Regions from separate parts of the Mus musculus genome. Here region 2 is linked to region 1. A link is a loop called in an ENCODE intact Hi-C map of the cell type or tissue named here. Cell type or tissue: gastrocnemius. All regions are shown on one strand. Links, peaks and the distances in the headings refer to the core of each region. The heading gives the core; the rest is flanking DNA. Region 1 has its middle 24 kb from the start of Gm26482. Region 2 has its middle 31 kb from the start of Gm26482.

Region 1 (16,110 bases), core at 4,696-12,695:
CTGTGTACCAGGATCTGCTGATTGGTGGCCTAGGGACACCAGGTAACACACCTATATTTTCTCAGCAACACCACTGGGCACTGTGGATATGCCTACTCACATACCTGCCATGTTCTAGCTCCACCAACTTGTGACTTGGGCACTGCTGTGTGCACACTCCTAATGTCCTACTGTCATCATGGGCTAGTCATCCTTGTTTGTGTGCTTGTGGTGTCCCAGTGCTGTACATCTGTTGGCAGTCTAGGTACATCTGTTGACATACTCGCTGTGTATGGGCACAGCCATGAGCAGTGTGGGAAAGCCCATTTTCACATTTGTTGTGTCCCAGTGACAACATATGGTGGCCTAAGCACACCTGTTTGCATAGTTGCCATATTTAAGTGCAATCAAGTTGTGGCTTTGGCAATTATCTTAGTGGAGTAGGTACGTTTGTTCACATGCCTGCCATGTTCTTGTGCTGCCACTTGGCCACCTCAGCCTGTCTGTAAACATGATTGTCATGTGCCAGTTCTGCCACCTGACAACCTGGGAAGGTTTGTTTGCATGCATATTTGCCATGCTCTTATGCCCCTACTTGGTGACCCAGGCTCACCTATTTGCTTGCATGCCATGCATATCATTACATGCTGACCTGCTGCACCCTTCTTCACATCTGCTCATCTGTACACGGTGGCATAAGCATGCCTGTTCACACTCCTGCTGTGCCACTGTGTTGCCACAAGAGAGCCTGGGTCTCCCAGTTTGAACACCTGCCACATCCCACTGTCACCACTGTCTCCTCACACACCTGCAATTTCTATTCCCGAAACACAGTGGCCTGGGCACACTTGTTTGCACACCTGACGAGTCCCAGCATTGTCATATGGCAGCCTAGGCATGCCTGTTCATACCTCTGTTGTGTTCCAATGCCAACACTTGGTTATTGTTCTCACATATGGTGGCCTAGACACATGTTTTTGCACACATGCCCTGTCCCAGCACAGCAACAAGGCAGCACTGGTATGCCTGTTTGCCTGCCTGCCATGTCCCCGTGCCACCACATGTGCAGCTGGGTACACATGTTCACTCCCTTGCCATGTTCCCATGGTGACCTGGGCAGGACTATTTGTACACTTGCTGAGTCCCTGGGTTGTCATGGCGTTTCCTCCACAGGCTTATTTGTGTGCTTACAGTGGTTGTCCCAGGGTTGACAGATGGTGGCTTGGGCATGTCACTTTGCATGCTTGCTATGTCCCAGTGCAACCACACAGTGGCCTGACTATGGTTTGCAGTGTTTGCCATGTCCTGGTACTGCCACATAGCAGCCTGGGAACACTCTTTTGCAACCATGCTGTGTACCAGGGCTGCCAACATACATGCCTGCTGTTTCTTAGTGACGACACCTGGCAGCGTGGGCATGCCTATTTATCAGCTTTCCGTATCCCAGTGATGCCACACTGGCTGGAGTACACCTATTCACACAACTGCCATGTCCTTGTGTCATCCCTGGGTGACCCGAGAGTGCTTGTTTGTACACCTGCCGTATACCTGGTTTTCCAGGTCTGTTTGTACTCATGCCTTAGCCTAGTTTTGCTATGTGGTAACCTGGGCATGATGCTTCTTTACCCATCTGAAAGGTCTCAGCTTTGCCCCTTGGGGGTCTGGCCAGGCCTGTTCCCATGCGTGCGATGCACTAGCACCACTACTTGGCAGCCTGGGTATTCCTGTTCACCCTTCTACCATGTCCCAGTGATGCTATTTGGTGACCTGGGAACTCCTATTTACACATTTGTCACTGTTGCCACTTAGCCACCTGGCCATGCCTGTTAGAATGGCTATTGCATGCCAGTGCCATCATGTGACATCCTGAGCATTCCTGTTTTTACTCCTGTCCTATTCCAGGGCTTCCAAGTAGTAAAGTGAAGTGGTGGCATGTGCTGGCCTAGTCATATACATGCCACATCCCAGCAAGCACTACCACACTCTGGTCTGGCTCCACACATTTAGCATACTTGCTGTGTCCCAGCACTGCCACACAACAGCTAGGGCATTCCTGTTTTCATGCCTGTCTTGTCCCAGTGCTGCCATTTGGTGACATCAGCATACCTGTTCACGTGTCTGCTGTGTCACAGCCACCAAGCAGTGGACTGGCATGCCTGTTTGCATGGCTAGTGTGTCTAAGGGTTGCCATATAGCACACAGGGCACGCTTGTTCACATACCTGGGTGTCCCTGTGCTAAAACTTGGAGGCCTAGCTGTGCTTTTGCTCACACATGTCTTGTCCCAGCACAATGTGGTAACATAGGCATGCCTACTCTCATGTTTGCTGTGTCTCAGCACTGTACATGGCAGCCTTGTTATGGTTGTTTACACAATTGCCCTGTCCCAGTATTGCCACATGGTGGTACAGGCATGTCTGTTTTCCCCTGTGCTATGTCCTAGTGCCACCTGTGCTATGACTCAGCATCCCCCAATGTGACCAGGTTCAGAAAAGACACCCTGCCTATACAGCCCCTGATATGACTAGGCTTGGAAATGGTATGTGGACTAACATATCCATGACCCATTTCTATGTGAACAGGATTGGAAATGCCACATGCTACAACATGCCCATTCAAACCCTGCTTCATTTGATCTAGTTCAGTTTGGCATACAACCTCCAATGTGAACAGCTTCAGAATTCCCATGTGAGCCAACATGCTTGTATAGCCTCCGACAACACCAGCCTCAGAAATGGCATGTGAGCCAACGTGTCTATAGTCCCACTACATCCCTGTTGTGTGACCAGATTTGGGAAAGGCATCTGGGCCAATGGCTTTCTAGGATTGGAGCCTGCTACAAAAGCTTATGCTAGCCCTGCTATACTCAAGAATAACACGTATCCTGGGGAAACTTGCTGATTTGTGCTTCGTTATGTTCCCAGATAACAGCCTTTCCTTCTAGATGATATGAATGTTCTCCTGGGAATGAAATAAGGTCCTATAATTGCTGCAAACAAATATGATGATATACCTGGGATAACTGGAAAGAGAACTGCCCTTATGACAAAACTAAGGGCCACTCAAAAGGTTTTAGAATCACTAAGATCAGAACAAACTCAGGATATTTTATCTGCCTAACTACATGGTATCTTCCCACTGAAGGGAAATGGGGTTATGAGAATCCAAATTGGAAAAGATTATGTTATGAATACTGGCTCCACTCTATTATAGAAACCTCAAGGGGAACATTCATATGGGAATGTTAAAGCAAGAGCCATATAATCAAACTATAAACCTGATGCCCAGACAAAGAAAAGCTGAACCAAGTATTTCTTGTTGTAAGAAGGCTACAAACAGGCCTCTTTTTACTCAGTGGAACATGCGCCTACCAGTGCCTCACTCCTCAATGGGGAGACTCTCTACTCTAGTTTATATACAGCTAAAGTGATAAATCTCTCATTTTATCAGTAGAGGCTCCCGGTCAGGATTAAAAGAGCTCCTATTCTCATCCTTTTGGCAGTGAGGATGTAAACTACAGCTGATATAGGACTGGATGTTGTAAGAACACTATCTTTAGAAATACATTGCAATTTTCTGTCTAATCAGGCTATAAAGGACAAGGAACAGATGTCTAAAGCTTAGGAACAATAAAGAACCATGTGGAATCCCTTGCTGAAATACTTCTCTAGACTAGAAGAGGCCTAAATCCATTAACTGCAGAGAAGGGCCTCAGTGTATTCTTATACTAAAAATGCTGTTATTGGGCTCATAGAGGCTCACAGAAACTGTTGAGACAAACACACACTCTGTATGGGTTTGAGCTAGGTCCTTTGATAATACATATGGTTGTGCAGGTTGGCATTCTTGTTGGACTCCCAACAGTGAGAGTAGGGGTGTCTCTGACTCTTTTTGTCTGCTCTTGGGACCCTTTTCCTCCTACTGGGTTGCAACATCCAGCTGTAATATCAGGGTTTGTGCTGCCTTATTGTATCTTGTTAGGCCATATTCAGTGGATATGCCTGGGAGGCCTGCTCCCTGCCCCTCTTTTTTTGAAGGGAGAGGAAGAGTTGATCTGGGGGAGAGATGTGGTTGGGGAGGGGCTGGAAGGATTGGAGGGAGGGGAAACTGTGATTGGGATATAAGGTATGAGAGAAGAACAAAAGTCAAAAAAGAATGCTCTTATTATGATAATAATTCAGTAATAGAGATGTGGTTAAACAGCTAAAAGACAACAGCCAGAAAGAAAAAAAAAGGCCCTAAAAACCTTGGATTCCTGGAATATCTACTGAGATTGGAAACTTGACAGATACCTTTAGCAGGGCCTTTCCACTGATCAATTTGAGTCTGTTTTTTTTTTTTTTTTTTAAAACCCTGCATCCCTATGCAGCAGAGGATGGCCAAGTCGGCCATCAATGGGAGCAGAGGCCCTTGGTCTTGGGACGATCATATGCCCCAGTACAGAGGAATGCCAGGGCCAGGAAGGAGGAGCAGGGCGGGAGGAGGGTATAGGGGGCTTTCGGGATAGCATTTGAAATGTAAATGAAGAAAATATCTAATAAAAAATGAAAAAAAAAAACCCCAAAAAACAAAACAAAGCAAAACAACAAAATAAAACCCTGCATCCTCCGTTGTGTAGTTCAGTTCATTATCTCTTGGAAAGAAGCTATAAGGCTACAAATGATACTGACCTCTGAGCCCATTCCTTATGTAACACAGCAGGGTGACACATCTGACTCCTGATGACTCAGAACCCCAAAGTTGGAGCCTTTATAGGAAATTAAAATTTTTGAAAAAAGGAAGGACTGAAGAAGAAAACAAAACAACAACAACAACAAAAAAAAAACCCAGCAAGCTTTACCATTAATTATGATCACCAAATTTCCCTGAGAGATACCAGCTGGTACCAGCATCTGAAACCATAAAGTGGCTCCATCTCAGATCCAAGACCACCCAGCTAACATTGAACTGCTGACTTCTGCTTTGTGGACCTGCCACCCCTTCCTCTCTTTTGAAAACTGCAGTGTCTGCTCTGTTCTCTTGAGATATGACCACCACCCACCACCCACATAGACAGCAAATCTTAGTTGCTATAGGTGAAATCATCTCAACTAGAAACCTGCAAATTTCAGGTTCACACACCTGCTGGGTACAAGTACCACCATGTGGTGACCTGGATTTGCCTGATTGTACACCTGCTGTGTCCCAGGGACACCAACTGGTAGCCTGGGCATGCCTCCCTGCATGCCTGCCTTTCATGAGCACTGTCACTTGGTGGCAAGATGTCCTAGTTAGGGTTTCTGTTGCTGTAAAGAGACAGCATGACTGCAGCAACTCTTTTTTTTTTTTCATTTTTTTTAATTAGGTATTTTCCTCGTTTACATTTTCAATGCTATCCCAAAGGTCCCCCATACTCACCCCCCCAATCTCCTACCCACCCACTGCCCCTTTTTGGCCCTGGTGTTCCCCTGTACTGGGGCATATAAAGTTTGCAAGTCCAATGGGCCTCTCTTTGCAGTGATGACCGACTAGGCCATCTTTTGATACATATGCAGCTAAAGACAAGAGCTCCCGGGTACTGGTTAGTTCATATTGTTGTTCCACCTATAGGGTTGCAGTTCCCTTTAGCTCCTTGGGTAATTTCTGTAGCTCCTCCATAAGAGCGCCGCCTCTCCGCAGCAACTCTTATAAAGGACAACATTTAATTAGGGTTGGCTTACAGTTTCAGAGGTTTAGTCTGTTATTGTCATGGCAGGAAACATGGCATGCAGGCAGACCTGGTGCTGGAGAAAGAGCTGAGAGTTCTCCATCTTGATCAGCAGGCAGCTAAGGAGACTGTGAGCCACATTGGGCATAGATTGAGCATATATGCCCTCAGAGTCCTCCCTACAGAGGTACACTTCCTCCAACAAAGGCACAGGAACTCTACCTAGGCCACATCTCCAAAGAGTGTCACTCCCTATGGGCAAGCATTCATACCTACTCGAACCGTCACACAAGGGCCCAACTATTTATACATGAAGTGTATCCCAGTTCACATGCCTGCATGTCCCAGTGTCACCCCACAGCAGCTTGGGAATAACCTGTTTGCATACCTGGTATGTCCAGGGCTGCTACATGGTGGCCTGGGTATTCCTATCTACAAATCTACTGTGTCCCAGTGAATACCATATGGTGGACTGGGTTCTCTGTTCACATGGCTGCCATGTTCCAGGGCCACTGCATGGCAGCCTGTTCACACCTATTTACACATATGCCATATCCCAGTGCTGCCACATGGTGGCCTTGAAGTGTTTCTTACATATCTGTCACATCACAACACTATGTGGTATCCTGGGCACATTTGTTTGCAAGTCTGCTGTGTTCAAGCACTGTCATTTGGCAGCTTGGGCACACCTGTTTACAGACTTGCTGTGTCCCAGGGCTGCCTTTTGGTAGCCTTGGAATGCCAGCTTGCATACTTGCTATGTCCCAATATCACCATGTGATGGACTGGGCGCACCTGTCCACACACAAACCTTTTTATGTGGCTGGGTGGGCTTGCCTAGATGCTTGCTTATCATGTTCTATCACCACCACACAGCAGCACTGCCATGCCTGATTGCATGCTTCCTGTTCACCAGCACTGACACATGAAAGTCTGGGCATGACTCTTCACATACTTACTGTGTCTCAGTTCTACCACATAATAGCCTAGGCATGCTTGTTTGTAGGTCTGCCATGTCTCAGGGCCACTATATAGTGACATCTGCCTTGTTCCAATGCTGCAAAGTAATCTGCTGAGTTCTTTTCTTCTTATGCCACTGTCTTAGTTAAGGTTTTACTGTTGTGAAGAGACACCATGACCAAGGCAACTCTTATAAGGACAAATTTGAATTGAGGATGGCTTACAGGTTCAGAGGTTCAGTCCATTATCATCAAGGGGGGAGCATGGCAACATCCAGGTGGGTACAGTGCAGGAGGAGCTGGGAGTTCTACATCTTCATCTGAAGACTGCTAGGAGAAGACTAGCTTCCAGGAAGCTATGTCGAGGGTCTTAAAACCCATGCCCACAGTAACACCACACCTACTCCAACAAGGCCACACCTCCTAATAGTGTCACTCCCTGGGCCAAGCGTATACAAACCATCACAGCCACTCATGTCCCATCACCACCACTTGGTGGCCTTGGCTCTCCTTTTCATATGCATGCTCTGCCCCAGAGCTGCCACATGGTGGTCTAAGCATGCCTTTTCACATGCCAACCATCTCCTAGCCCCACCACCTGGTGGCCTAGACCCAATGCAATGGCTGATGTGTGAACAGATGGGTCTAGGCAACTACATGGTTGCTTGGGAATGCCTGTGTGCACTCCTACATGTCCCAGAGCCACCATGTAGTGGCCTAGGCATGCCTGTTTCTGGACTACCATGTCTAAGTGCTGCCATTTTGCTGAGCAGGCACCACAATGCCATGCGGTGGTATTTGATCACTTATCTGCATGCCTACTATGTCTGAGAATGACTGGCAGAGCAGGGACATCTGTTTTTATGCTGCCATGTTTCTTACCATATTGCAAGGTGGGCACAAGTGTTTGTATCTCTGCTGTGTCTTAGTAGTGCCACAGCAAGTCCTATTGCAACATCACCACAAAGCAGACAGGCATGTCTGTTCACATTCCTGACCTGCCCCAACACGAAATACATTTTAGTACTACAGTGCTTTCTTAGCATTTACAGGGCTTCCTTTCAGGCTCAGAGAAGGCTACAATTTCTCTCTGCCTTCTCAATTTCTCTTTCTTTCTCTCTCTCTCAATCTCTTTTTCTTAATCTTTCTCTCTCTCAATCTCTCTCTCTCAATCTCCTCTCAATCATCCCCCCCCCCTTTTAGGAAGGAGAAGGGAAGGGAAGGGAAGGAAAGGGAAAGAGAAAGAAATGAAAACAGGGAGGAAGGGAGAAAGAAGAGGGGGAAGGAGGAGAAGAGAGGAACAGGAAGAAGGAAAGGAAAAGAGAGGGAGAGGAAACATCTGCGATCACCAGCATGAGGAATATTTCCTCACACAAGTGTGTGTTTGGGTTTGCATGTGTGGTTTTTCTTTTGTTTCTTTATGCTTTGTTATTTGTTTTGTTGTTGTTGTTGTTGAGTTTCTTGTTTCTTTGGTTTTGAGACAAGGTGGAACTGTGTATCCCTAGCTGGCTTGGAATTATGTAGAGCAGGCTGGTCTTGAACTCAAAGATCCACCTGCCTCTGTTTCTCAAAGATCCACCTGCCTCTGTTTCCTGAGATAGTATTTTCAAACTTAAAGAGATTTGCTGACACACTCTTTATTTATTTATTTATTTATTTATTTATTTATTTAGAGACAAGGTTTCTTTGTGTAGCCTTTGCTATTCTGGAACTCACTTTACAGATTAGGTTGGCCTCGAACTCACAGAAGTCCACCTTCATCTGCCTCCTGAGTGCTGAGATTAAAGACGTACACCACCATCACCTGGACCCACAATATTTCTAAAACAGAGTTACATCTTTTTGTCCATTTTATTGTGCTAAAGATTGAATTCAGGGCCTTGTGCATACTAGGTAATTGCTCTAACATTGAACTACAATGTCAGCTCTGTAAATATTTTAAGTATAGGCTAACTAACTAACTAACTAACTAACTAACTAACTAGCTAACGAGCAGGAGTGCCCACTCTGTTACATTGCAGGGCAAGTTCAAGGCTCTTCTGGGCTACATAGTGAGCTGTCATTTTGAAAGAAAGCATAGTGAGCTGTCATGCGTGTGTGTGTGTGTGCGTGTGTGTGTATGTGTGCGCACGTGTACCCATCCCCACACACTAAACTATTGTCCTACCTACTAAATGATGAGCTAAAATCCACTAGGTCATTGTCATCATGTAGCTTATATTTCTGCAAGAAGATAGGCTATACATAAATGTTTTCAGAGTGCAACATATGTAAGGAAAGTAACACAGTAAATGAAGGATGCCAATGAAAACCATAGTAGTAAACTTAAGACTGCTTTAATTGGCAGCTGCTATACAGGGAATTGAAATGGAAGCATACAAGAATGCCATACCTCTGATAATGACACCTACTTTCTTTTTTAAAATCAAAATATACCAAACTGTTCCCTTACCTATGAGATTAATATCCGTTTTGGTCTGACATGGATACCCTAAAACTTTATTACTCTATATAACTATGTATATATATAAAACAATATATATGTATGTATATATATATTATAATTATTTTGAGTGCACCCATAAAGAATGAATAACACTGAAGACACATTTGAAAATTGCAAAATATGAACCATACCTGAAACAAAGTCTTACTGTATCTTCTATGGCAAGGCACAAGTGTTTTCCAGGTTTAGCATTATTCTCAAGCCCCGTTCATGTTTTTTGCACTGATAGTTTTGGAAGCATCACTTCATTAAAGTTTTTTTTTTTTTTTTTTTTTTTTGTGAGAGAAGACTGTGAGTACTCCTGTAAAGTGAAATAAGAATATGTGAGACAAATAGTAAATACTAGATACAGTGTCTGTGCAGCAAACCATTTGCTACTATATCCTCCCTGTGTAGGGAAGAAAATGGCGTATACCAGGAAAAATGCAGAATTAAACTCACATAGCCACAGATCTTAATAAAGATGCTAGAAATAATACCTTGGGGAAAAGACAGGCCCTTTAATAAATGGTGCTGATTTTTGATACTCATAAATCAAAGACTGAAATTGGATCCCTAGCCCTGAGCCTGGCAAAAATCAAGTGAAAATGGGTCAAAAGCCTGAATGTAAGACCAGCAACTTTGAGACTACTAGAGGAAAACATAAAGAAAACACAAATAATAGGCAATGACTTTCTGATGGAGGCTCTAACAGGTCTGGAAATAATAGCAAGAATTCACAAATGCAGTTGCATGAGGTTGAAAGGCTCTGCACAGCAAAGGTGAGAGTTATTAGAGCAAAGAGGCTATGTGCAGAATGGGAGACACTGCAAGCTGGTCACCCAACATCTTTGTAGACAGAAAGTGCAGGAAATACAGAGCCAAAACTATTGAACACCGAAAGAACTAACAATCTAGGGGCAAATGCACTGATAGCTCTCAAAAGAAGTACAAATGGCCAATGAATACGTGAAAAATATTCATTGTCCTCAGTTGTCAGAGAATTGCCAATCAAAACCACGTGGAGATCCTGATTGATGCAATGAGAATGGGCAGGAAACAATTGTCCATCTAGCTGTGTAGTTATGTGGCTACATAAAATATGTCTCATTTCTGAATTACTCAGAAAAATATAGCTTTTCTTTTTCTTCTTTCTATTCTCTAAGTTTTCTTTCTTTCCTTCTTTCTTTCTTTCTTTCTTTCTTTCTTTCTTTCTTTCTTTCTTTCTTTTCTCTTTCTTTCTTTCTAAAAGGACTTTCTCTCAAAATATATGCCACAATAAGACTCATTTACAGTATACAATTAATACATAAAAGTCATCGCTGACACGAAGGGGGTAATATTGATGAGATGGTTGTAAACTTGCCAGATGATGAGTTCCGAGGGGTCAAGACCAGGAGTGTGGGCACAAGACAAGTGTATCTAGCACTATCTAGGTGTCTCTTAGTTCTGAAAATGGCCACACAGACTTCTGATGGATTAGGAAGGAGTGATGGAGACACCAGTAGCTCGAATGCCCAATTACTGACAGCTACATACTAAATTTTTCTCATTACATATTTGTACTTCCTATTCTTTCCAAACAGTATTCATCTGTGATAAACCTCATCGTTTATCCCACTGAAGTGGGACTTTCCTTATGGGAAAGACACCATGTACAGTCTCCACTCACTACTCTCAGCTCAGCTCATAACCCAGATCTCTCTAGTCAGCAAAAGGGTTGGGGATAAGAACTAGCCAGTCTGCAGTATGGGAGCTGAGACGACAGGATCATGCCAGCAAACTCACCTTTTCAAGCTTTTGGGCAGACACTTGTCTTTGCAATAATGTGTTTATATATTTACTTTCTATTTCTTTATTCTTTACCATGGGGCACGGACAAAGGGCATCAACTGAACATGGAGAGAGAAAAGAGACATTGAAGAAATTGGAGTAAATGAACCAATGGAACCCCTACAATGCGACCCTCACCATGTAGGTGACAAACTATGTCTCCCCTTAAACTGACACAAGAAGTCCATTTCAGGCGTTTCTGAAATCAATTGTGCTCTTTAAGCTAAAACAAAACAAAACAAAACAAAACAAAACAAAACAAAACAAAACCTCAGCCCAGAATTTTGGTGAGGTCTGGAGGTTATAGCTCCTTTAACTAAACTGTAAAGTACACGAGCTTAGGTCTGGTAATTCCACTTCTTGGAGTCCGCTGAATGCACTCTTACAAGACCGTGACGTGATCAAAGGGTGTGAATTACAGCACTTCGCAACAAACGCCAAACCAAACAAAATCTCACCCAACACAGGGAGGGACTAACTAACTAAATGACAGCACAGTCACACAGTGTTTGAAGATAAATGGGAATGTGGGATTCTAAGATGGAGGACAGTGGCAGTGTGTGGACTTTGATGAGTGGACTATGCCAAGATTCAGTGAAATGAACCTGGACCCGGAAAAACACCTAGCACATGCCTGCCTCATCTCAGGAAGGCTCTTATACCCCATCACCACCAGAGAAAGCACATTATTTCCCACAGCCACCCACAGACTAGGGATACAGAACAACTTTTCACTATGTGCATAGCCAGTGTCTTTCCTTGTCACCAGGACAGGCAAGAAACCACATGCTAACTAACATTGCTCAATGTGGATCTAGTGTAGCCCATAATGAGTTACTCGACCATTCATTCACCCACTGTGAAAACTGCTGTCTTAGGCATTGTTGCCACACTAGTTTCCCCATCCTACATAACCTTAATACCTTACAAAACATTAGGCTCTCCCTGGACTTAGTCTTCAGGGCCACTTTGCCATCTGTTTCTCTGTTTAACTCTGTGTGTTGATGTCAAGTCTTGCACTTTCCACCCCCTACCTCCTCCAAGCTCACTTCTAGTATCATTTGAGCTTGTGTGTCTGAAAGGCATATTATACTTATATGTTTAATACAGAAATCTTTATTTTTATTATGTATATATCTACATACATATGTATATAATACATACATGTATTCATACATAGGCACATACTTGGTATTTTGTGGATATAGTGATCAGAGAACCACCTGTTGGAGTTAGAACAATCTTTTTCCACCATGGGGGTTGGGTCCTGGGGATTTAACTCAAGTTGTCAGGTTTAGCAGCAAGTGCTTTTACCGATGCAACCATCTCTGGTCCCTAAACAGAATTCTTTTTATTTTTTAAGCCCATGTGCCTCCCTGAAGTCTGACCTCATTCTGTCCCCTGTATTCCCATGCCTCAATGTCCTCTTCTCAGTAAGTCCTTCTAAAAGCAGGGGCATAGTATAAAATTATATGGAAAGTTCTGGAGCCCTTGTTCTCAAGAAGAAACCACTGCAGGTCATTTAGGTGTGTAATGAACATCTGCTCATTTTTTACTGTACTTTAGAGTATTTTCCTGACACTTCAGGGGCTTTTTATAATTAAAAATTATCCTAACTAAAAAATAATTAACAATTATTTAATGTGTCTGAGTATTGTCCTAAATGCATGCATGTGCACCACATACATGCCTGGTGTCTTTAAGAGTCAGGAGAGACTCAGATTTCACAGATCTGGAGTTACAGATAGTTGTGAGGTCCTAATATTGATGCTGGGAATTGAACCTGGGTCCTCTGCAAGAGTGGTCAGTGCTCTTAGCCATTTAGCTACTTCCTCAGCCCCCTAAGACAGACTTCCTAATCCCTGCTTTCCAACTCCAGTCCCTCCTTCTCTTTCATCACCCTTTTTAACTACTCAGGGAGAAAGCCTAAGAGCATCTGGATTCTTTTTTTCCTTAAACTATTTCCAAACACTCTCCCTGTAACTTAACCAATTCCAGACATATCTGTCTCCCCTAAACCCCATCAATAGATTGTCCAGTCCACTGCTATCCCATATCTAGGCTTATCACCTCTACTTTTGCCAGCCTTTAGCTGAATTTCTCCATGGAGCAGCCTGAGAAATGATTTAGCACATAAGGATATCTGCTTGAAGTAGTCTCTTCTGTGCTTAGAATTGACAGTGTTACATAAATATTTCCAATTCAAGAAACATCTGGATTTAACATTTTAGATTATTTCAATAGTATAATTAACTCTACTATTTTGTCTTGAGCCTGGAAAGAATAAACACCCTATTGACATATACAGGTTCAAATGAATTTGTGTGGGTGTGTATGTACATGCACAGGTGTGTGTGTGTGTGTGTGTGTGTGTGTGTGTGTGTGTGTGTGTGTGTGTGCATGTGACTGTGGTTTTCCACAAAGACCAGGAGAGGGCACTGTATTCCATAAATCTGGAGTTACAGAGGTTGTGAGCTGTCTGATGGAGGTTCTGCAGTAAGCATTCTTTTTTGTTTGTTTTTGCTTTTTGAGATAGGGTCTCTCTATGTAGCACTAGCTTTCTTGGAACTCACTGTGTAGAACAGTCTGGCCTCAAACTCACAGAGTTTGCCTCTGTCTCTCAAGTACTGGGGTTGAAGCTGTGCACTAGTTCTGAGCACAAGTGCTAACATTTGCAAGTGGTAGGCTCAAAGAGTAGAAAGCAAGGCTTTATTGACTATTTTATGAGTGTAGATGAATAGCAAAAGTTAATGCTACAAACATTTAGAATTACACATTACTCATTTGTATTAAAATTTTATAATGTGCCTAAAGGTGATGCGCAAAGCAGGTCAAAAGTTGATAAATAGTTGGAGGGATGACTCTGTTATTTGATAAGCCTTTACTGTTGTTTGTTAATCAAGCTGGAAAACTCCTCCACCAAAAACTAAAAATATACTAGTGAATTATCAGTAATAATTACATGCCATCACCCACAGAGCTATTGTTTTCTTCTTTGCCCTCCAGTCATTCTTCATACAAACAAATATCAGAAGAAAGAAAGGAAGAAATCAATCAATAAAGAAAGATTCTGCACAGTTGACTTTCTGGCTCGCCAGTAAGTTTTATAGTCCTGAATATAAAAATTATATGCACCAATTAAGAGCTAATTTTCCTTTAATGAATCAGAATGCACATCAGGACTACATGGTGCTTCAGTAGCATTATCAAACTTGTTAACTATCACCCGGGCCCTAGAGTTGCAGGTTGCTTTTGAAGAAATAGTGTATTTCCAGGGGCTGGTGACAGGGCCTAGCTGTTAAAATGCCTGCTGCCAAGCCTGGTGACCTGAGTTTGAACCCCAGGGATTATCATAGAAGAAGAAAACAGACTATAGTTTTAAAATACAAGTAAAAGTGTACCTGTGTTGAAGTGATGTTTTTGAACACAGTGTGAAGATGTATCTCTGTCCTTTCTTGCCTGCCTAAGGCACCTTTTGATTGGTGAATATAAAAAGCCTATGACCTATAGCAAAAGGCAGAACAGTAAGGTGGAAGCTCTGGACAGAGAGTGGGACTCTGGAAAAGAGAGAGGCATGGGAGATTTACAACCGAGACAAGGAAAAAAGTTGGACTATGAAATTGAGGAGAGGTAACCAGTCACTTGGCAGACTTAGATTAGTATAAATGGAATAATATAAGTCAAGGGCTAGTTGGGGAGAAAGCCTAAACTAAAGCCAAAAGCATTATAAATAATGTCAGTCTCTATGTCAGTCTCTATGCCATTGTTCAGAGCAAAGGCTGGAATAGAAGCCAACTTGTACTCTCCTGTATAGAGCATATTCTACTACCTATATACCAATGGAGAGCGCAGGACTGATGCCTCTCTGGGTGCAAGGGTGATGCACTGATGAGCCTGAGCTGCTGCCGGTTGTCTACCTTACCCTGAACTCTTCTTAGGATATTCTAACATTTTCAAATGCATGCATTTTTAACATTTTGGAGTTCTGATTCTTTTGTACTAACATTTAGCTTCCACCATACATGCATCCTCCCCTACAGAACCACGATGAACAAGCACAAGCCACTCATCTCTTCCTGGTCCACTTCACCTGCCATTCGGAACACTCTCACCTTCTCTCACATAGCACAAGGGACAGAACAAATGTAGCAGGACATCTTAATGACCCTGCTTAGGTTCCAGATTCCCAGGTTCCTTTTTGCATGTTCCCAGTCCTTCAATAGACTGTGTAAGAACAGTTTATGGCATTCTGATAAATTATTTCGCCCCCTCTGGAACTGGAAACCAATCCCAGAGCCCTGTGCAAGCATTCTGCCACTCAGCTACATCGCGGAAATGCTATACATTTCTTTAAACTTGAGTTTTAAAAACATCTCCAGAAAGTGTTCCCATTATTTTCATGAGACAACCATATAGCCAGCACAATTAGAAGTGTTTACATACTTGCCAAAGGGTCCCATTAAAGTGTTCACACAGGATGCCAACCCCTGAGGAAACAGAAAGCAGGGAAGAAACTTAAGGAACTTTGTGGGACCACAAAAAATTTTTAAAAGCAAAAGCTGATGGATAAACTGAACAACTTAGGACAAATGCAATTTAATGAGTTCAGTGTCTTTTTTTTAAAAACCGTTTTAATTCTATTTAAAATACAGAAGAGACATTATGAACTGTATTTTATAAAAAAGATGTATTTATTTTACGTATGTGAGTACACGGTCACCATCTTCAGACACACCAGAAAAGGACATCAGATCCCATTACAGATGGCCGTGAGCCACCGTGTGGTTGCAGGGACTGAACTGAAGTCAGGACGCTGGAGGAACAGTCAGCACTCTTAACCACTGATACATCTCTCCAGCCCCAATTCATAACCTGTGGAATGTTTTAAAATACTATTAAAAAACGATGAATGGGGAACAAGTTTCTAAAATGCATAATCCTGGAAAAGAAAACATTCGTTCTCTCTGACTGCACATAGCATAGGAACACCATAATATGAACATTCTATGGAGCTTTAAATTTTTTTTAGAGAGTTTTGAATAGGCATTAAATGCATATGGCATAAAGTCCAAAGGATATAAATGCAAAGTTAGTGAAAGTGAAATCTTCCCTTCCTGCCTCTCTGCTATCCAACTTCCCCTCCCCCAAATGCATCTGCTCTTAGTTCTT
Region 2 (16,110 bases), core at 5,432-13,431, 56 kb after region 1:
GTAAATTTGCATATATATACCAATATCCAGTGGAACCCAAACCTCCAAGAATTGTTACATAGTGTTATGTTTCAAACCCAGGAAAAATGTCAAATTATGATACTTATTTAATATATCACAAAGGTCCTGCCAGTCAGGTCTTGGTGTCTGTCCTCAATAAGCCAATATAAAGGAGTGTAATTAATATTGGAAAGCAGAAAAAGGAGATTTACTAAAGGGGGCTACATTTTGAAAAGAGAGGAAGAGATTTAAAAAACTCTCTGTGCATCTTCAGGTTCCTTAAGTGAGATCAAAGTTTAAATAAAGAGTCAAGAATATGCACATAAAAAATAATAATGTTAAGTCATCTTGCAGCTTCTGATACACATCATCTTCCTTTTCATAGAGCATCAATTGGGGTGGAAAGACTGGTCTCCAGACGAATTTTGACTCTGAAAAAAGGATAAAGAAAATATTCTAAGTTCTATAAAAGGTAGAACATACTTGATTTTATAACAGTTTTTTATTTTCAAGCTAATGATCATGTAACATAACATAATTCTACAATTATTTTTCTCTTAGTTTCTATCCAGAGATTTTCTTTCTCTATAGAAATAAAGAAATAAAAAGAAGCAGATTTGTCCCTGTAAGTTATTTGTGTTGCTTTGGGAACAACTGTGGTCTCTGAGAATTTTATTTATAGGGAGTGACAACATCTCTCAATATAGTGATTATCAGTTATCAAAAGGGAGAAGTGAGGCAGAAAAATGAATTCTGTTTAACATCCTGGGAAAGGAATGAGTTTTAGATTATAAAAATCAGTTTTAGAAAGAGAAGAAGATAGTGGTTCTAAGGATGCATTTTTTTTTCATTTTTTATTAGGTATTTAGCTCATTTACATTTCCAATGCTATACCAAAAGTCCCCCTTACCCACCCACCCCCACTCCCCTACCCACCCACTCCCCCCCTTTGGCCCTGGCGTTCCCCTGTACCGGGGCACACAAAGTCTGCATGTCCAATGGGCCTCTCTTTCCAGTGATGGCCGACTAGGCCACTAAGGATGCATTTTTGAAAAATTGTTTAGCAAATTTAACAGGAGAAGCTGTTGAAAAGTCATTACAGAAGTCCCTTTTAAATGTCCAGTGGGAACTGTGTATATACAAAGCTTTACTTAGACATTACTATTGCATAAAGTGCATAACAATACTAGTTTTTGAGAATCTGAGACTGCTTATAGAATATGAAATATTGTCTTCTTTCTTAAGAAAACTATGTATGTCCTTATTTAAGAGTTGTTATGCAGCTGTAATAATGTATTTATGCATATCAATGATAATTTACCCTTAACAAATATTCTAATATGTAAATGATCACAAAGAAAGAGAAATTAAAAGGTAGCTAGTTTAAGTATCCCACATGGAGCAAAATAGTGCCAGAATTCCAATTAAGTGAGTTGGAACAACCTCTAACTCTACTGGATCAAAAGTATCCAGATGTAGCTTTGACAATTTTTACCTGTCCCATCATGGATGGAAAATTCTATTCAAATGCATCTTCTCCAAGAGGAAAGCAGTTCTCCAGCAAGATTGAAGAGGATTCCTCTGCAAATATCTTGATAGTAATCGATTTATATTTTGCAGGTTGTGTGATCTAAACCATATGTAGGCTTGCATGCAGATACAGTGGAAAAGCAATCAAAGGTAGTATATAAATGCAGAAACGAAGCTTTGTAACCTTTATTTACGAAGATGAAACTCAATTATTAAATACTATTCATGTGTCATAAAACATCATCTTTTTGGATTTCTCAACATTTTGAAGGTAAAGGTAATTGCAGAGGTAAATGAAAAAAAAAAAAGAAAAAAGGAAATAAAGCCAAATTACCATGTGCCTTTATTGATGCAGCGTCAGAACCTCTTTGTAGATGTAATTTTTCTCACTTTGAATGAACAAAGGTTCATAAGAAAACTGCTGTATGAAGAAGACAATTAAGGCACTAAAAACTATTGTATATAAAATTTTAAATAATTCTATTAGTGCCAATTAACTCAGTTACATGCATGTTTGATATGTACTCACTGAATATCTAGTATGAGTTAAGGAATAGACTACCAGTTTAATAATTGTTGGTGCATTACAATTGTTTTTATGCTTTTAGACTTTTATGTTATAATAAAAAGTATGGGTTTGTGAGCATTAAACAGCACACACATTTGCATAGAGTTATATACCAGTATAATCACCAGTTAGGAAAACCGAATACATTCACTTATAAATATAGATTGGTTTCATGTTAAGTGTATGTACCCAATAAATGGAAAGGGAAGAATAGAACACTGGAGAGAGGTCAGGCAGAAGCAGCTGAGAATCTTAGAGTGGGTGGGGGGACATGGAGAGAAGTTACTTTGCAGTGACTGAAGGAAGAAAATAGAGGACAAAGTAATGGAATTTTATTTTGATTATTATAGATGAAAATAGCAACAGTAAAATATATAGTAGCTTAAAAACCCAAAATTCAAATTATGTAAAAATGTATATTATGAAACAAGTGATACAGATAAGAACATGCAACCAGAGATTTTTTTTTGTTGTCCAGATAATCATAAACTTTGCCATCTCAAAGGAGAAAAATAATTTATTTTTTTAATAGGAGAGTTATTAGAGAATTTTAAGGTCAAGTTTTAAGCTTCCACAGGCATGAATGCCCAATTAAGGTATAATGTGCCTTGTATGATTCATATTACTCTTTTTATTATTAGCATGTTCTTTCAAAATAGTTTATTAAATATTAACATCTGCACATAATGTGTTTGAATCAAATTCCACCTCAAGTATATCAATTCTCCTACCGCCTCTTCCATGTTTCCTCTCAACTTTGTTCTTTCTCTTCTCCACCCTCCCTCCCCCTTTCTCTCTTCCTCCCTTCCCTCACTCTGTTCTTCCTTACTTAAGTCTCTGACAAATTTAGTGCTGCCAATATGTACTTGAATGTGGGGCTAACTACTGGAGCATGGGTAAGCTCTCAGGGCTTGCATCTCTGAAGAAAACAGACCCTTTTTCCTTGGAGCCACTGCTTTCCAATAGCTCCAAAATGGTGTGGAAATGTTGTGAAGTGTTCTCCAACTATACCACCATAAATGTTGGGACTTCATGTAGCTTGATCTTGTGAAGTTTCTGTACATGTAACACTAGCTGCTGTTCATTCATGTGTAGAGTTGTGCTATGCCTGTTAAATACTTTCTTTCCACTACAGATATCTCCTCCTTCTGGATCTTGCAAGCTTCCTGTCCCCTTTTCCACAGTGATGCCTGAGTCTTAAGCTTCTTTTTGTAGATGATAGCTATTAATGCAGAGACCCACATTGGATAATGTGCAAATAATAAGAGACCGAGAATGCTCAGTTCTAAATGGGACACACACAGCATGTTCTTGACTTCCCATTATTTTCTGAGTGCTATAATGGATGCTGGGGCTGGTTTTATCTAAGGGTAGTTAGATGATAGTAATTTAACTTATTATGAAAGTCATAGCTTAAATACAAGATTATATAGTAATGAATGTATATCCATATTAGGAAATGCATTCACATGAGAGATGTACAAATGTGAGATTATACATGGAAATTCTTTTATCAAGGAAAAGAAAATGAAATATTATTTGAAATAGAAAACCAGTGTATTCATAAATATAGAAGAATTTCTGTCACTTATCACTTGTATAAAGCAATATGTGTTATTACTGTAAAACAGAAAATATTTGGGACAATTTGAGGAGGATTTTATGATGGTGATTATTATTATTATTATTATTTTCACCACCTTTAGAAGTTCATATTAATCTTTTGGCAATGGGAAACCAACCATTACAGGTATGCCTATATTTCCATCAGTTAAAATTAAAAAGAATAAACGAGAGATACCAAAGTGTTTCCAGTGCTGGTTGTATCATATAATTGTGGCAGAGACTTAGCAAATGAAATTATAAAGCCAAATATGAAATTGAGATTTGGAATGCACAAAATCCTTCTGCCTTTAGTCGTGTTTCAATAGGACTTTAAAGGCCTCCTGTGGTGACTGACTGCTGCAGCCCACGAGCCTTCCTAACATCAGTTAAGCCAGTTCTAATGGATCCTAGACAGAGTAGAATTCCAGGAAAGGATTTTCTCAGCCAAAATAATTTTATAATAACACACATAACAATTCAACTCTTCATTTCTTGAAGACAATGACAGTATATACCAGACATCATGCAACCCAGACTCTTAATTATTAATGCTTAATGGATATGATTTGTAGATAATTATAAAATATTAAAGCATTGGATTAATTTTATTCATTAATTACATAGAAATATTTGTAATATCCACTAAAGCACAGAGTGACCCACTTCTGGAATACCAAATATTCATGAAATTGAAATGTTATCGCAAAAAAAAAAAAAGAAATGTTATCGCCTATATCAGACCCATACCCATTAAGTAACCAATTTTCTTCATGTATATTTCTGCAACTCCTCATTTTTAATTATTTTCTTCTATAGCTCATTCTCTCTGCATGACTTCCCCATGCAGAGTTGACTGGATCAAGTATGAAACATGATAGATGTTGGAACAAACACATAGCTCCACCCAGATACCCCAAATCATGAATAAGACCCAGATGAGGATTATTATAAATAAAGATTGCATTTATCATATGTAAAGAAGGAAAGCCATAGGACATGGCATTTCCCTGATTTCCAGAAAGAAAAATACAAAGAAAATGTGTCCAGTTTGAAACTGATGAAGAGTAGTAGCCAGTGCTGAATTTTGAGAGACACAGAGACTAGTGAGAAACATCTCAACATTTTAGTTATCTTTTACCTGAAAAAAATTCACCTTGAGATAAATTTCTTTCTTAGGCTTACATGAACATTTTCCTCTAAAGATATTTCCCCAATGTGAATCAGCTGGCTTGGATTGGCTTCTACTATAAATCTCCTAAATAATATATGTCTAATATGAGTCCCATAAGTAATTTATCCACATCTTAAATTCTGCAAATCAGCAAAATAGCAATGGCTGCAATTGGAAAGTCATTTTTCAAATTCTTTTTATACTGTAGTAGACAGCAAAACAGAGCAATTGTGCAAAGTGCATTTCTAATGCATTCTTAAAATGAGAAAATCATCATTATGCCTATACAGAAAAGAGAGGACAAATTTTCTACAGATTTGTAATATAGTAGTCATTAGGATGAAATTCTAGTTCTAGAAGACCTGTATTTCAATGATCATGATTTTTGTAATTTGGACAATTTACCCCATAGATTTGTCCCTTATCTCATTTATTTTTTAAAATATAAGTGATAATAATCTTTCCACATTCCCCTTTAGATGATAGCCCAGGCTTGCATTATTAATTCCATCTTCCCTGTTGATGTAGAAGGTGATGCTTCCACAGTGCTGTTTGGAGGGTAGCCCTACCCAATAATAAGCACTCAAGTCCAGAAGCACCTTTAATTGCTATATTAATGAGTTGTGTGTCTTACAAGGTGACTTCCAGGAAGTAATGCTTTATAGATTCAGGTTTGCTAATGTTAATAAATCCCGAAACAGTGCCATTTTCCTTGGAATCTATTATAGTATATGTGATAGCAGAGACAATAAGCATGTATAGTTTCCTTTCTCCACCCTATAGTAAACATTAACTTGATTTTAAGTCACTTATATTATTTCTTTTATGTCAATAGATGTCTATATGAAAACATGTACAAATATAGAGAAAATAATAGATCTTTTAGGAGAGTACAGGTGAGACTCGTAGTAAATGTTGGGTGTGTCCTAGTGGATCTTGAGAACTGGGGTAGATAATAAAATCTATGATAATTGTAGCATGTGGAGATCTGATTGTAGGGTTAACACTTTATTGTTTATTCATGCAATTCTATGACCATGATACTGCAAAATTCCAGCTTAAAACTAAGAATTTCTAGGGATTTATTACTGCTAACACAATAGTTACTTGTTGGTTTGATTAGCTATCTGATAAAAAAATAACTTAAAGAGCCAGGAAGTATGCCTTTCCTGTACTCGGGAGGCAGAGGCAGGTGGATCTCTGAAGTTGAGTCCTCCCCCTCTCGCCCCCAGTCTACAAAAAGAATTCCAGGACAACCATGGCTACATAGAGAAACCCTGTTTCAAAAAACCCAAACCCAAACCTAAAAACCAAAACCAAACCAAACCAAACTAAACTTAAAAACAAAAACAAAAGCAAAACCAAACACAAATAAAACAAAAAAACCTTAGAGGGGGAAGGCTTTATTTGGAATGACAGTTTGAAGTCATAGCATATCATGAATGTGAAAACATGGCTGACCACATTGCATACACACTCAGAAATCAGAGTGATGAATGATAGAGTTCAGCTTAGCTTCTTATTTTACTCAGTCTGGGTATTCAGCCCATGTAATGATACCTTTCACATTCATGTTGAATCTTCATTCCTCAGCTAGGTATTTCTGGACATTGTCATATTGCCATACTTTTAAGTATGTTTTCATAGTGCTTTTAAATCCAGTCATCTTGAGAATGAAGGCTAACTAGAGCACCTAACAGTCCCTGGACTCTGAAAATTGTTAAGGCATTGGGCAAACAATTTTGAAAAGGGGAATGAATTCACCAGAATCCAATGAGAGAATGCCTTACCCATGTGTAAAATAGACTAGACGGTGAAGAATAGGGAACAGGGAGTTGTGTTGGAAGTTATGCATGTAGTTAGTGTGAGAACCAATGTCTTGATGTTAAAGAGTTAAAAAAGAACTCTGGCATATAACAATGAAAGGAAATAAATAAGAAGATACAAATTCTGGTAAGTGGTAACAACACCCTTCACAATAGCCACAACTAATATAAAATGCCCTGTAGTAACTCTAATTAAGCAAGTGAAAGACCTGTATGACAAGAACTACAAGTCTCTGAAGAAAGAAATTGAAGAATACATCTGAATATGTGAGAGATCACATGCTCATGGACTGGTAGGAGTAACACAATGAAAATGGCCATCTTACCAAAAGCAATCTACAGATTCAATGTAATTCCCATCAAAATTACAACACATTTTTTTTTACAGACCTTGGAAGAGTAATTTTCACCTATATATGGAAAACCCAAAGAACACAGGATAGCTAAAACAATCCTGAACAATAAAAGAACTTCTGGAGGTATCACCATCCCTGATTTTTTTTTTTTTTGAGACAGGATTTCTCTGTATAGCTCTGGCTGTCCTGGAACTCACTTTGTAGACAAGGCTGGCCTCGAACTCAGAAATCCGCCTGCCTGCCTCTGCCTCCTGAGTGCTGGGATTAAAGGCGTGCGCCACCATGCCCTGCACCAGCCCTGATTTTAAATTGCACGGTCCAACAATAGTAATAAAAACTGCATAGTGTTGGTATAGAAACAGACAGGGTGATCAGTAGAATTGAACTGAAGCCTAGAAATTAACCCACATATCTATGGTCACTTGATTTTTGACAAAGAAGCCAAAAACCATATAAAGAAAAAAGAAAGCATCTTCAACAAATGGTGCTGGTACAATTGTATGTCTGTATGTAGACGAATACAAATAGTTCCATATTTATCAACATGTACAAAACTCAAGGCCAAGTGGATCAAAGACCTCAATTATGTATACTAAAGCTAATAGATGAGAAAGTGTGAAATGCCCTTGGATCTATTGGTACAGGAGTCAACAGAATACAAATGGCTCAGGCTCTAAGACCAACAGTTGATAAATGGGACCTCATGAAACTGAAAAAATTCTGTAAGGCAAAGGACACTGTCAATAGGACAAAGTGGCAGCCTACAGATTGGGAAAAGATGTTCACTAATTCTATATCTGACAGAGGGCTAATATCCAAAATATGTAAAGAACTCAAGAAGCTATACGGCAAAACCCCAAATAACCAAATTAAAAAATTGGGTACAGAGCTAAACAGAGATTTCTCAACAGAGGAATCTCCAATGGCCAAGAAGCACTTAAAGAAATGTTCAAAGTCCTTAGTTATCAGAAAATGCAAATCAAAATGACTCTGAGATTTCATCTTACAACCATCAGAATGGCTAAGATCAAAAACTGAAGTGACATCACATGCTGGGGAGGAGGCTAGTGCCAGTGTTCTTGTTCTCTATTGAAGGTACCTGAGAGGAAAGAGCATCAGTGGAGGTAAGACCAAGTCTTGAGATATTAGGGCTGCTTTTATTATAATAATAAAGTTTACTGATCTTGATTCTAAGTGACTTTGCAGAGTCAACTAACCTTGACTCTTGGGGGCTCTCAGAGACTGAACCACTAACCAAGGAGGATACATGGGCTGAACTGCACATGGGACCACTGCACATATGTAGCAGACCCACTCCAGCAACTGGAACAGGCTGTCCCTAAAGCTGTTGCCTGTCTGTGAAACCCATTTCCTTGGCAGGGCTGCCTTGTCTGACCTCAGTGGGAGAGAGTGCACTTAGCCCTGCAGAGACCTGTGCCAGGTTGGGAGGATATGAAGCAGAGGGGCTCCACTCACTCAGAGGGGAAGGGGATGGACTGTGGGAGAGGAGCACCTGGATGGGCGCCAGCAACCAGTATTTAAAGTTAATTAATAAATTAATGAGGGGAGGAAAACATACTAAAATTTAAAAAGAAAACTCAACAATTCAACAAAAAAAGAAACTCAACAAAAGATCTCACTTTAGAAGACTTGAATTTTGTGATTCTAGCATTTACTAAATGTGATCATGAATAACGCATAGTTTGTTTTATGTTATAATGGTATTAGTTAGCTAATTTCTATAAAGTGAAACATTCTCTTTAGAAGAGAGGAGCAAGGCTTATAAAGCTCACGAAGTAAACAAAACTCAGAAAGCTAAGGAAACTCTTGAATTTAATCTCAAAATATCCACTGCTTCATTAAACTTTTCTTAGTGGGATGGCTGTTTTGGTTTAACCTCAGTGTCCTGTCGGTGTACATAGATGTTCTCAGTTCATATGTACATAGTTGTTCATACTCCCCTGTGGTGGTTTGCAAGAAAATGGCTCCCATTGGCCCATAGGGTGTGGAACTATTAGGAAGTGGCCTTGTTAGAGGAAGTATGTCACTGTGCAGGCAGGCTTTGAGTTCCCTTATGCTAAAGATTTTCCCAGTGTGGCAGTTTCTTTCTGCTGCCTGTGGATCACAACGCAGAACTCTCAGCTCCTAAGCTCCTTCTCCAGCATGATGTCTACCTGTACACCATCATGCTTATCACCATGATGATAATATACTAAACCTCTGAAACAGTAAGCCAACCCCAATCAAATGTTTACTTTTATTAGAGTTTCCATGGCTATGATGTCTCTTCACGGCAATAAAATCCTAACTAAGACACCTCCTTAGAAAATGTAATACATGAAAATGCCGGACCTAAAGCAGTACTACAGAGCAATTGTGATAAAAACTGCATGGTATTGGTATAGTGACAGACAAAAAAGACAGCATTTTCAACAAATGGTGCTGGCACAACTGGTTGTTATCATGTAGAAAAATGCGAATTGATCCATTCCTATCTCCTTGTACTAAGGTCAAATCTAAGTGGATTAAGGAACTACACATAAAACCAGAGACACTGAAACTTATAGAGGAGAAAGTAGGGAAAAGCCTTGAAGTACAGGGGAAAAATTCCTGAATAGAACAGCAATGGCTTGTGCTGTAAGATCGAGAATCGATAAATGGGACCTCATAAAATTGCAAAGCTTCTGCAAGGCAAAAGACACCGTCAATAAGACAAAAAGGCCACCAACAGATTGGGAAAGGATCTTTACCTATCCCAAATCGGATAGGGGACTAATATCCAATATATATAAAGTACTCAAGAAGGTGGACTCCAGAAAATCAAATAACCCCATTAAAAAATGGGGCTCAGAGCTGAACAAAGAATTCTCACCTGAGGAATACTGAATGGCTGAGAAGCACCTAAAAAATGTTCAACATCCTTAATCATCAGGGAAATGCAAATCAAATTAACCCTGAGATTCCACTTCACTCCAGTCAGAATGGCTAAGATAAAAAACTCAGGTGACAGCAGATGCTGGCAGGATGTGGAGAAAGAGGAACACTCCTCCATTGTTGGTGGGATTGCAAGCTTGTACAACCACTCTGGAAATCAGTCTGGCGGTTCCTCAGAAAATTGGACATAGTACTTCCGGAAGATCCCGCAATACCTCTGCTGGGCATATATCCAGAAGATGTCCCAACCGGTAAGAAGGACACATGCTCCACTATGTTCATAGCAGCCTTATTTATAATAGCCAGAAGCTGGAAAGAACCTAGATGCCCCTCAACAGAGGAATGGATACAGAAAATGTGGTACATTTACACAATAGAATACTACTCAGCTATTTAAAAAAAATGAATTTATGAAATTCCTAGGCAAACGGATGGACCTGGAGGGCATCATCCTGAGTGAGGTAACCCAAACACAAAGGAACTCGCACAATATGTACTCACTGATATGTGGATATTAGCCCAGAAACTTAGGATACCCAAGATATAAGATACAATTTGCTAAACGCATGAAATTCAAGAAGAACGAAGACCAAAGTGTGGACACTTTGCCCCTTCTTAGAAATGGGAACAAAACACCCATTGAAGGAGTTACAGAGACAAAGTTTGGAGCTGTGACGAAAGGATGGACCATCTAGTGATTGCCATATGCAGGGATCCATCCCATAATCAGCTCCCAAACGAAGGCACCATTGCATACACTAGCAAGATTTTGCTGAAAGGACCCAGATATAGCTGTCTCTTGTGAGACTATGCCGGGGCCTAGCAAACACAGAAGTGGATGATCACAGTCAGCTATTGGATGGGTCACACGGCCCCCAATGGAGGAGCTAGAGAAATTACCCAAGGAGCTAAAGGGAACTGCAACCCGTTAGGTGGAACAACATTATGAACTAACCAATACCCCGGAGCTCTTGACTCTAGCTGCATATATATCAAAAGATGGCCTAGTTGGCCATCACTGCAAAGAGAGGCCCATTGGATTTGCAAACTGTATATGCTCCAGTACAGGGGAACCCCCAGGCCAAAAAGGGGGAGTGGGTGGGTAGGAGGTTGGGGGGTGGGTATGGCGGACTTTTGGGATAGCATTGAAAATGTAAACGAGGAAAATACCTAATTAAAAAAAAAAGAAAGAAAAAAAATGTAATACATGAAAATAGATACAATGAAGAGATGATTGGTGAATCATGACATTTAAAGGTCCACTAAATAGTAGGGCATACAGGCTACCTTGCCAGCAGAGTCTTGCCCAACACCCGCAAGGGCCCACACGGGACTCCCCATGGGATCCTAAGACCTCTGGTGAGTGGAACACAGCGCCTGCTCCAATCCAATCGCGCGGAACCTGAGACTGTGGTACATAGGGAAGCAGGCTACCCGGGCCTGATCTGGGGCACAAGCCCCTACCGCTCCACTCGAGCCCCGGGCTTCCTTGCCAGCAGAGTCTCGCCCAACACCCGCAAGGGCCCACACAGGACTCCCCACGGGATCCTAAGACCTCTGGTGAGTGGAACACAGCGCCTGCTCCAATCCAATCGCGCGGAACCTGAGACTGAGGTACAATAGGGAAGCAGGCTACCCAGGCCTGATCTGGGGCACAAGTCCCTTCCGCTCGACTCGAGCCCCTGGCTACCTTGCCAGCAGAGTCTCGCCCAACACCTGCAAGGGCCCACACAGGACTCCCCACGGGATCCTAAGACCTCTGGTGAGTGGAGCACAGCGCCTGCCCCAATCCAATCGCGCGGAACCTGAGACTGTGGTACATAGGGAAGCAGGCTACCCGGGCTTGATCTGGGGCACAAACCCCTTCCACTCCACTCGAGCCCCGGGCTACCTTGCCAGCGGAGTCGCCTGACACCCGCAAGGGCCCACACAGGATTCCACACGAGATCCTAAGACCTCTAGTGAGTGGAACACAACTTCTGCCAGGAGTCGGGTTCGAGCACCAGATATCTGGATACCTGCCCTGCAAGAAGAGAGCTTGCCTGCAGAGAATACTCTGCCCACTGAAACTAAGGAGAGAGCTACCCTCCCAGGTCTGCTTATAGAGGCTAACAGAGTCACCTGAAGAACAAGCTCTTAACAGTGACAACTAAAACAGCTAGCTTCAGAGATTACCAGATGGCGAAAGGCAAATGTAAGAATCCTACTAACAGAAATCAAGACTACTCACCATCATCAGAACGCAGCACTCCCACCCCACCTAGTCCTGGGCACCCCAACACAACCGAAAATCTAGACACAGATTTAAAAACGTTTCTCATGATGATGATAGAGGACATCAAGAAGGACTTTCATAAGTCACTTAAAGAATTACAGGAGAGCACTGCTAAAGAGTTACAGGCCCTTAAAGAAAAGCAGGAAAACACAACCAAACAGGTAGAAATCATTAAAGAAAAACAGGAAAACACATCCAAACAGGTGATGGAAATGAACAAAACCATACTAGAACTAAAAGGGGAAGTAGACACAATAAAGAAAACCCAAAGCGAGGCAACGCTGGAGATAGAAACCCTAGGAAAGAGATCTGGAACCATAGATGCGAGCATCAGCAACAGAATACAAGAAATGGAAGAGAGAATCTCAGGTGCAGAAGATTCCATAGAGAACATCGACACAACAGTCAAAGAAAATACAAAATGCAAAAGGATCCTAACTCAAAACATCCAGGAAATCCAGGACACAATGAGAAGACCAAACCTACGGATAATAGGAATTGATGAGAACGAAGATTTTCAACTTAAAGGGCCAGCTAATATCTTCAACAAAATAATAGAAGAAAACGTCCCAAACATAAAGAAAGAAATGCCCATGATCATACAAGAAGCCTACAGAACTCCAAATAGACTGGACCAGAAAAGAAATTCCTCCCGACACATAATAATCAGAACAACAAATGCACTAAATAAAGATAGAATATTAAAAGCAGTAAGGGAGAAAGGTCAAGTAACATATAAAGGAAGGCCTATCAGAATTACACCAGACTTTTCACCAGAGACTGTGAAAGCCAGAAGAGCCTGGACAGATGTTATACAGACACTAAGAGATCACAAATGCCAGCCCAGGCTACTTTACCCGGCCAAAATCTCAATTACCATAGATGGAGAAACCAAAGTATTCCATGACAAAAACAAATTCACACAATATCTTTCCACGAATCCAGCCCTTCAAAGGATAATAACAGAAAAGAAGCAATACAAGGACGGAAATCACGCCCTAGAACAACCAAGAAAGTAATCATTCAAAAAACCAAAAAGAAGACAGCCACAAGAACAGAATGCCAACTGTAACAAAAAAATAAAAGGAAGCAATAATTACTTTTCCTTAATATCTCTTAATATCAATGGACTCAATTCCCCAATAAAAAGACATAGACTAACAGACTGGCTACACAAACAGGACCCAACATTCTGCTGCTTACAGGAAACCCATCTCAGGGAAAAAGACAGACACTACCTCAGAGTGAAAGGCTGGAAAACAATTTTCTAAGCAAATGGTCTGAAGAAACAAGCTGGAGTAGCCATATTAATATCGGATAAAATCGACTTCCAACCCAAAGTTATCAAAAAAGACAAGGAGGGGCACTTCACACTCATCAAAGGTAAAATCCTCCAAGAGGAACTCTCAATTCTGAATATCTACGCTCCAAATGCAAGGGCAGCCACATTCATTAAAGACACTTTAGTAAAGCTCAAAGCACACATTGCACCTCACACAATAATAGTGGGAGACTTCAACACACCACTTTCATCAATGGACAGATCGTGGACACAGAAACTAAACAGGGACACAGTGAAACTAACAGAAGTTATGAAACAAATGGACCTGACAGATATCTACAGAACATTTTATCCTAAAACAAAAGGATATACCTTCTTCTCAGCACCTCACGGAACCTTCTCCAAAATTGACTATATAATTGGTCACAAAACAGGCCTCAATAGATACAAAAATATTGAAATTTTCCCATGTATCCTATCAGACCACCATGGCCTAAGACTGATCTTCAATAACAACATAAATAATGGAAAGCCAACATTCACGTGGAAACTGAATAACACTCTTCTCAATGATACCTTGGTCAAGGAAGGAATAAAGAAAGAAATTAAAGACTTTTTAGAGTTTAATGAAAATGAAGCCACAACGTACCCAAACCTATGGGACACAATGAAAGCATTTCTAAGAGGGAAACTCATAGCTCTGAGTGCCTCCAAGAAGAAACGGGAGACAGCACATACTAGCAGCTTGACAACACATCTAAAAGCCCTAGAAAAAAAGGAAGCAAATTCACCCAAGAGGAGTAGACGGCAGGAAATAAGCAAACTCAGGGGTGAAATCAACCAAGTGGAAACAAGAAGAACTATTCAAAGAATTAACCAAACGAGGAGTTGGTTCTTTGAAAAAATCAACAAGATAGATAAACCCTTAGCTAGACTCACTAAAGGGCACAGGGACAAAATCCTAATTAACAAAATCAGAAATGAAAAGGGAGACATAACAACAGATCCTGAAGAAATCCAAAACACCATCAGATCCTTCTACAAAAGGCTATACTCAACAAAACTGGAAAACCTAGACGAAATGAACAAATTTCTGGACAGAAACCAGGTACCGAAGTTGAATCAGGATCAAGTTGATCATCTAAACAGTCCCATATCACCTAAAGAAATAGAAGCAGTTATTAATAGTCTCCCAACCAGAAAAAGCCCAGGACCAGATGGGTTTAGTGCAGAGTTATGTCAGACCTTCAAAGAAGATCTAATTCCAGTTCTGCACAAACTATTCCACAAAATAGAAGTAGAGGGAACTCTACCCAACTCATTCTATGAAGCCACTATTACTCTGATACCTAGACCACAGAAAGACCCAACAAAGATAGAGAACTTCAGACCAATTTCTCTTATGAATATCGATGCAAAAATCCTCAATAAAATTCTCGCTAACCGAATCCAAGAACACGTTAAAACAATCATCCATCCTGACCAAGTAGGTTTTATTCCAGGGATGCAGGGATGGTTTAATATACGAAAATCCATCAATGTAATCCATTATATAAACAAACTCAAAGACAAAAACCACATGATCATCTCGTTAGATGCAGAAAAAGCATTTGACAAGATCCACACCCATTCATGATAAAAGTTTTGGAAAGATCAGGAATTCAAGGCCCATACCTAAACATGATAAAAGCAATCTACAGCAAACCAGTAGCCAACATCAAAGTAAATGGAGAGAAGCTGGAAGCAATCCCACTAAAATCAGGGACTAGACAAGGCTGCCCACTTTCTCCCTACCTTTTCAACATAGTACTTGAAGTATTAGCCAGAGCAATTCGACAACAAAAGGAGATCAAGTGGATACAAATTGGAAAAGAAGAAGTCAAAATATCACTTTTTGCAGATGATATGATAGTATATATAAGTGACCCTAAAAATTCTACCAGAGAACTCCTAAACCTGATAAACAGCTTCGGTGAAGTAGCTGGATATAAAATAAACTCAAACAAGTTAATGGCCTTTCTCTATACAAAGAAAAAACAGGCTGAGAAAGAAATTAGGGAAACAACACCCTTCTCAATAGTCACAAATAATATAAAATATCTCGGCGTGACTCTAACTAAGGAAGTGAAAGATCTGTATGATAAAAATTCAAATCTCTGAAGAAAGAAATTAAGGAAGATCTCAGAAGATGGAAAGATCTCCCATGCTCATGGATTGGCAGGATCAACATTGTAAAAATGGCTATCTTGCCAAAAGCAATCTACAGATTCAATGCAATCCCCATCAAAATTCCAACTCAATTCTTCAACGAATTGGAAGGAGCAATTTTCAAATTTGTCTGGAATAACAAAAAACCTAGGATGGCAAAAAGTCTTCTCAAGGATAAAAGAACTTCTGGTGGAATCACCATGCCAGACCTAAAGCTTTACTACAGAGCAATTGTGATAAAAACTGCATGGTACTGGTATAGAGACAGACAAGTAGACCAATGGAATAGAATTGAAGACCCAGAAATGAACCCACACACCTATGGTCACTTGATCTTCGACAAGGGAGCTAAAAC

Evidence for each region. A loop is a pair of places that touch in the nucleus more often than their neighbours do. Peaks named below come from ENCODE experiments on the same cell type or tissue, not always from the same donor. Only the 100,000 strongest peaks of a DNase experiment are listed, where the experiment ranks them.
Region 2: it touches region 1 in a loop (2.5-fold over the local background); 2 of 42 quality-filtered maps call a loop at or near these places.

What each region holds. Positions count from the first base shown.
Region 1 is chr7:55,718,142-55,734,251 of GRCm38, reverse strand. No RefSeq gene overlaps it. Among named protein-coding and RNA genes, the nearest start is that of Gm26482, 24 kb to the right of the region's middle. In gastrocnemius, for the core only: no CTCF peak of the experiment used is centred there; no DNase peak of the experiment used is centred there.
Region 2 is chr7:55,662,712-55,678,821 of GRCm38, reverse strand. No RefSeq gene overlaps it. Among named protein-coding and RNA genes, the nearest start is that of Gm26482, 31 kb to the left of the region's middle. In gastrocnemius, for the core only: no CTCF peak of the experiment used is centred there; a DNase peak (open chromatin) is centred at 8,479.